Regions from separate parts of the Homo sapiens genome. Here region 2 is linked to region 1. Evidence: read pairs that join two places in POLR2A ChIA-PET (ENCODE). Cell type or tissue: PC-3. All regions are shown on one strand. Each heading gives the region's core, and the rest is flanking DNA. Links, peaks and the distances in the headings are about the cores only.

Region 1 (2,907 bases), core at 122-2,621:
CACCGTGCCCGGCCAGGTTTCATCATCCTTGAATTTCCTAATTCCTCACCATGTTTGTCGCTTTAGTCATTCCTATTAAGAATTCCCTTCTGGGTACAGGTGCTAGCTAAACTTTCCCTCAGCTTCTCCCCGAACCCTTTGGAAGGAGCAGGAAGGAGGTGAACATCCAACGATCTAAGCATTTGACTCTCCTGCCCTTGTGCAGGCTCTCACCTGACAGCAACCCAATACTCAGGTATAGGTGGGTCAAGGAAGTAGCAAAAGAGGCGAGCAGCATCCCCAGCGCAGCCAAGATGCCTCCAGTCATCACCACGGGCCTGGGCCCGAACTTCGTGCTCAGGGCACTGCCTACCGGGCCTGAGGAAGTGGAAGGGGCGCTGCGAGAAGATCTCAGGGGTCTCCCCCCCAGCATCTCCCGCCCCTCGCCCTTCCACTTCCCAGTCGCCGCATTCCCTCTCCCTTCCGAGGGTCGCAGTCCGCCAGATCCAGGCGCCGCACTCACTCCCAAACTGCTGCACCGCGATTCCTATGGAGGCGATCCAGGAGACGCGCGCTGCCTGCTCCTCAAACGCCGCCACAAACTCCACGAAGAAGACCCCAAAGGAGCGGAGCACCCCAAACACAAGCGCCGACTGGAAGAACGCTGAGAGCACCACCACCCATCCCCAGCCCCCGTCGGGGGGCTCTGTCCTGCGCGCCATCTAAGCGGTAACAGGGCTGCTGCCACCCAGAGCCTCTGCAGGAGCCGGGTTCTGGACGCCGCACCTCTGCACACCCACCCCCGCTGCCGGGTGGCTCGGGGCCGAGAGGGGTTGGAGAGGCAGGTAGAGAGGAAGGGCCCGACGAGGCGGCGAGAGGCCCCTGCACCTTTTCCCAAGGCGGGGCGATATAGGACTGAAGACCTGGCCCGCGCTGGCCGGGCCAGAGTCTCCCGGGGGCGTGGTTCCGCGAGCTCGGAGCTGAGCTAGTTCAAGCCGGGGCCGGATCGGTCCCGGTTCGGTGTTCGGCTGGGAGCCAGAGGGTGGAACTGAGTTTGGGCCCCACCCCTGGAGCGCGCCAGTTTCCGTGTAGATGATCTATTTTATCACTGGGGTGTCCGGGCCGGGCCACCCTGGAGCTCGCCAATGAGGACGCGGGGCTCCCGGGCAGGGGCGGAACGAGAAGGGCAGGGCGGGATTTAGGCATTGTTGGGGACCAGCAGTGAATGGGCGCATGCGTAAGGAGGGGCGTTAGGAGGCTGACTAGGTAGGGCCCCACGTGACGCGGGGACTGCCAGGAAGCTTCCGTCTCCTCTTCACCTAGCGGGCCAAGTCATCCCCGTTTCAGCACCCAGAGCCACACGGAAGGGTTAGTGGTGGGTAAACTGGGTCTGGAGAGGAGAGGACTCTCTTGCTTTAATGAGGGGTCCAGGAATTGCAAGGCCCTGTTGGGGGTAGGGGAGGGGTTAGGAGATGAGACTCAAACGAAGTGTTTGGCGCAGCGCCTGAAGCCACTAACACGCAGCCCTAGGCACGCAGACCTAGAAGCCTGGATCCCTGAGAAGTTCAACGGCTAAGGGAAGAGAGAAGGGGAATGAGTTGGACTCCTGGCGTTCATTTCTGTAGTGGGAACTCGTTCCTGTCACTTCTGTTCCCACTAACAGGAAACCTACAGGTCACAGAGACCAAAAATAACTGAGGAGAGGAAGGGCGGCTGTAAGCTCACACAGGGCCCCACCAACACCACCTACCTCTTCCTCACTGGGGCTGGAACCTTTTCCTCTGCCCTCTAGTAACAACCACTTCCTAACCACCTTTTTTGATCTGATGGTGGGGTAGACTAAAGAGACAAACTATGACCCTGGCCACTGGAGCAGTCAGCCCCCTCTTACCCAAGTAGTCCTCAGGCCCCTAGCAAACACTCCCCAGTCCTTCCCAGTCTCCATAACACCAATGGCTTGGATTTCCTGTTCCTTCATTATAAGCCATACTTCCCAGGACCCTGACCTTGAAACCGTGGACTCAATGTTCACTCCCAGATTACTGGGGAAAGCAGCAAACAAGAAGTGGAGGCAGGGAGGGAGGTGTGTAGTCTTAAAAGACATATTGAGCCTTAAATAATTTTATATGTGGGAAATAAAAGTAATCATCAATAATACACATATATACTTTCTAAGAGTCAAAATGTCGGCTGGTGGGGAATATGCCAAAGATACAGAAATTGCTGTGGCTGTATTACATAGTGATTAAGAACTCGGGTCTTTAGAATCAGATCACAGTTCCAGTCTTTTATTTATTTATTTATTTATTTATTTATTTATTTATTTATTTATTTTGAGATGGAGTCTTGCTCTGTGGCCCAGGCTGGAGTGCAGTGGCATGATCTTGGCTCACTGCAACCTCCACCTCCCGGGTTCAAGTGATTCTCCTGCCTCAGTCTCCTGAGTTTCTGGGATTACAGGCTCCCACCACAACGCCCAGTTAATTTTGGTATTTTTAGTAGAGACGAGGTCTCACCATGTTGGCCACGCTGGTCTCGAACTCCTGACCTCAAGTGATCCACCAGCCTTGGCCTCCCAAAGTTCTGGGATTACAGGCGTGAGCCACCGTGCCTGGCCCAGTTCCAATCTTGACTTTATTACTTAACTCGATCAAGATGCTGAATCTCTCAGTTGGTTTCCCCATCTGTAAACTGGGGATAATAGTACCTACTATTAAGCGTTGCCCAAGGGGTTCAGTTAGAAAATCCATGCACTAAAAATGCTTAGTTTATGTGCTGACATGCAGCAGGAGCCAAGTAATATTAGCTTAGCTGGTCTTATTGGTGTTATTTTCAACAGGGGATAAGCTGCTGTAGTGGGAAGTGAAGGAAGGTTTTAGTTTAGTGTTTTTTTTTTTGTTTTTTGTTTTTTGTTTTGAGATGGAGTTT
Region 2 (2,907 bases), core at 215-2,714, 360 kb after region 1:
GAAACATTATGTAATAGATATCCATTAACTGTATTACATATGGGAGCATACTATGCACATTTTCTGTGCTTGATTCTACCTACCCCCCTCCACCAATTAAGAATTTATTTGGAGATCATTCTATTTCAGGACATACTAAGTTTGGCTAATTGTTTTTATTCAATAGTTAATGTTAGTTTTAAACGGATGTGAGATTAGGCTGAGCGCGGTGGCTCACGCCTGTAATCCCAGCACTTTGGGAGGCCAAGGCGGGCAGATCGCGAGGTCAGGAGATCGAGACCATCCTGGCCAACATGGTGAAACCCTGACTCTACTAAAATACAAAAAATTAGCCGGGCTTGGTGGCGGGGGCCTGTAGTCCCAGCTACTAGGGAGGCTGCGGCAGGAGAATAGCGTGAACCCGGGAGGCGGAGATTGCAGTGAGCCGAGATGGCGCCACTGCACAGACTCCATTTCTCAATAAATAAATAGAGGTGAGATTAAATTTAGAAAACTGCACAGATCTTCAGTGTTCCATCCAATGATTTTGACAAATGCTTACATCTTAGAAACCACATCCAAATTCCACAAGCCTCCTGCCCAGAGTTCTCTCTGCCCTTTCAAGTAACACTTCCTGCGGCAACCACGTTCTGATTTCTGTCACCATGGATGAGTTGTGTCCGTTGAACTTCATAGAAATGGAATCATACAGGAGTATTCTTGGGTCTGATTTATTTTGTTTAATGAAATACTTCTGAAATTCATTCCTGTTGTTGTATATCTGTTCATTTTACTGTTGCTAAATAGTGTTCCTTTGTACGAATATACCACAGTTTGTGTCGTCTCCCATTGGACACGTGGGCTGTTCCAATTTGGGGCTATTATAAATAAAGCCATTATAAACATCTCTGTACAAGTTTCTTTTGTGAGCATATGTTTTCAATTCTCCTGAGGCATACCTAAGAGTGAGCCCCAGTCTTTTTAAAAGCTGCAAGGTTTTCTTTTTTGAGATGGAGTCTCACTCTGTCACCCATGCTGGAGTGCAGTGGCGCGATCTCGGCTCACTGCAAGCTCCGCCTCCCGGGTTCACGCCATTCTCCTGCCTCAGCCTCCCAAGTAGCTGGGACTACAGGCGCCTGCCACCACGCGCAGCTAATTTTTTTGTATTTTTTAGTAGAGACGGGGTTTCACCGTGTTAGCCAGGATGGTCTCGATCTCTTGACCTTGTGATCCGCCTGCCTCGGCCTCCCAAAGTGCTGGGATTACAGGTGTGAAAAGCTGCAAGGTTTTCTATTGTAAGTATGCATCACAGAATAATCAAATTCCCTATTGATGGGCGTTGGGTTGTTTCCAGTGGATTGCTAATGCTGTAATAAGCATATCTATACATACATCTTTGTGCACCTATGTAAGAATAGTTTCTGGCCAGATGCGGTGCCTCACGCTCTGTCACCCAGGCTAGAGTGCAGTGGTGCAATCTCGGCTCACTGCAACCTCCACCTCCCTGGTTTAAGCTAGGTTTACATGCTGGGTTTAAGTGCTGGGATTACAGGCATGAGCCACTGCGCCCAGCCCCAAGAGTTCTTTTTTTATTAATTTGTAAGAAGTCTTTATGTATTTAAGAAATTAGTCATTCAGCTGTCATAGGGATTTTTATAATATATGTGAAGATCTGCTGAGGCTACTTTGTTTATTCTTCTTTTTCATTATTTTTGCCTCGCTATTTTCACATATTTTTCCATAAGAATTTCTAAGTCAGCTTCTTCAGTTCCAAAAAAAAAAAAAAAAAAAATGGGTTGGCATTTATCTCCCTGGCTATCTCTCCTATTCCTCTTCCCCTCACTCACTCCAGGATTTCCTGACTTCAGCAATATTGACATTTTGGACCGAATACTTCTTTGTTGTAAGAGGCTGTTGTGTGCACTGTGGGATACCGAGCAGAATCTTAGCTTCTATTAATATTTAGTAGAGGCCAATAGCAACCCTCTCCCCTTCCAGGTGTGACAATGAAAAATGTCTGTAGACATTGCCAAATGTCCCCTGGAAGGCAAAATTGCCTGTAGTTGAGAGCCACTGACTCACTCTGACCTAGAACCCTGGCCCCTGCTGTCTGGAGCATGCGGGGTCTCCTCCTGCTCCCTCACTGCTCCAATCTTTGCTCAGTGGTCCCTTCTCAGCCTAGTTCAGATGACAACTCCCTCATCTGCTCCACACTCTCTCTCTGCAGCCTCCTGGACTTTTCTCTATTGTACTTTTCATCTTCTGACATACTATGCAATTTACTTTTTATTTGGTCTGTCTCTCCGACCTCTGTAAGAATGTAAGCCCTATGAGAACAGGGATTTTTGTCTGTTTTGTTCACTCCTGTTGCCAACCCCAGAGGGTCAGGCTCTGGGAAGGGGCTCCTTGGAACAGCTCTAGGCTCTTTCCTTTAAGAAGAGGGCTGATGCTCGTCTTTGAGTTCTCCCGTGGGGGCTGGCGACACACAGGCTGAGGTGACCTTACCTTACCTGGCCAGCTCCCCAGCCTAACAGGAAGGGCCATACCAGATGGCCCCTCACCCTGCGATGTTTTCCCTACATGGTCCAGTGGAGGAGGATGTTGGAGGAGAGACTGTTCCTTGGCAGGCTCTGCGAGGACAGAGGGGGAAAAGGCTCTCCTTCCCTTCCTCTGTTTCCTGACTCTTCCACATGGGCCACCCCCGTCCACAGTGCAGGAGTGTCTGGGAGACCGGGAGGCACAGCTGAGCTCCAGGGTCTCCTCGCTGGGTGTAGTTCCTTGCCTGTGAAATGGGCACAGTGACCCTTCTGAGCTTCTGGGGGCTCATGTCAGCCATTGCGGCTCCTCCCCACGCTGTCCTTTTCTGCAGTGCTTCTGAGGATGCCTACCAGGACCACACGAGTCCCAGGTCCACCCCAAGGCACCCTC

What was found. Peaks named below come from ENCODE experiments on the same cell type or tissue, not always from the same donor. Only the 100,000 strongest peaks of a DNase experiment are listed, where the experiment ranks them.
Region 2: POLR2A ChIA-PET joins it to region 1 with 13 read pairs; 2 of 35 experiments call an interaction of 5 or more read pairs at or near these places.

Annotation. Positions count from the first base shown.
Region 1 is chr17:7,034,177-7,037,083 of GRCh38, reverse strand. It overlaps SLC16A13 (solute carrier family 16 member 13), which reads right to left and starts at 1,069. Exons shown (of 4, transcript NM_201566.3): 1 at 503-1,069; 2 at 214-357. The coding sequence starts at 701. RefSeq lists enhancers at 502-741, 1,472-1,521, 1,130-1,630. In PC-3, for the core only: no CTCF peak of the experiment used is centred there; a DNase peak (open chromatin) is centred at 1,183; H3K4me3 peaks cover 1,819 bases; H3K27ac peaks cover 1,154 bases.
Region 2 is chr17:6,678,034-6,680,940 of GRCh38, reverse strand. No RefSeq gene overlaps it. Among named protein-coding and RNA genes, the nearest start is that of MIR4520-1, 24 kb to the right of the region's middle. In PC-3, for the core only: no CTCF peak of the experiment used is centred there; a DNase peak (open chromatin) is centred at 1,510; H3K4me3 peaks cover 429 bases; H3K27ac peaks cover 1,359 bases.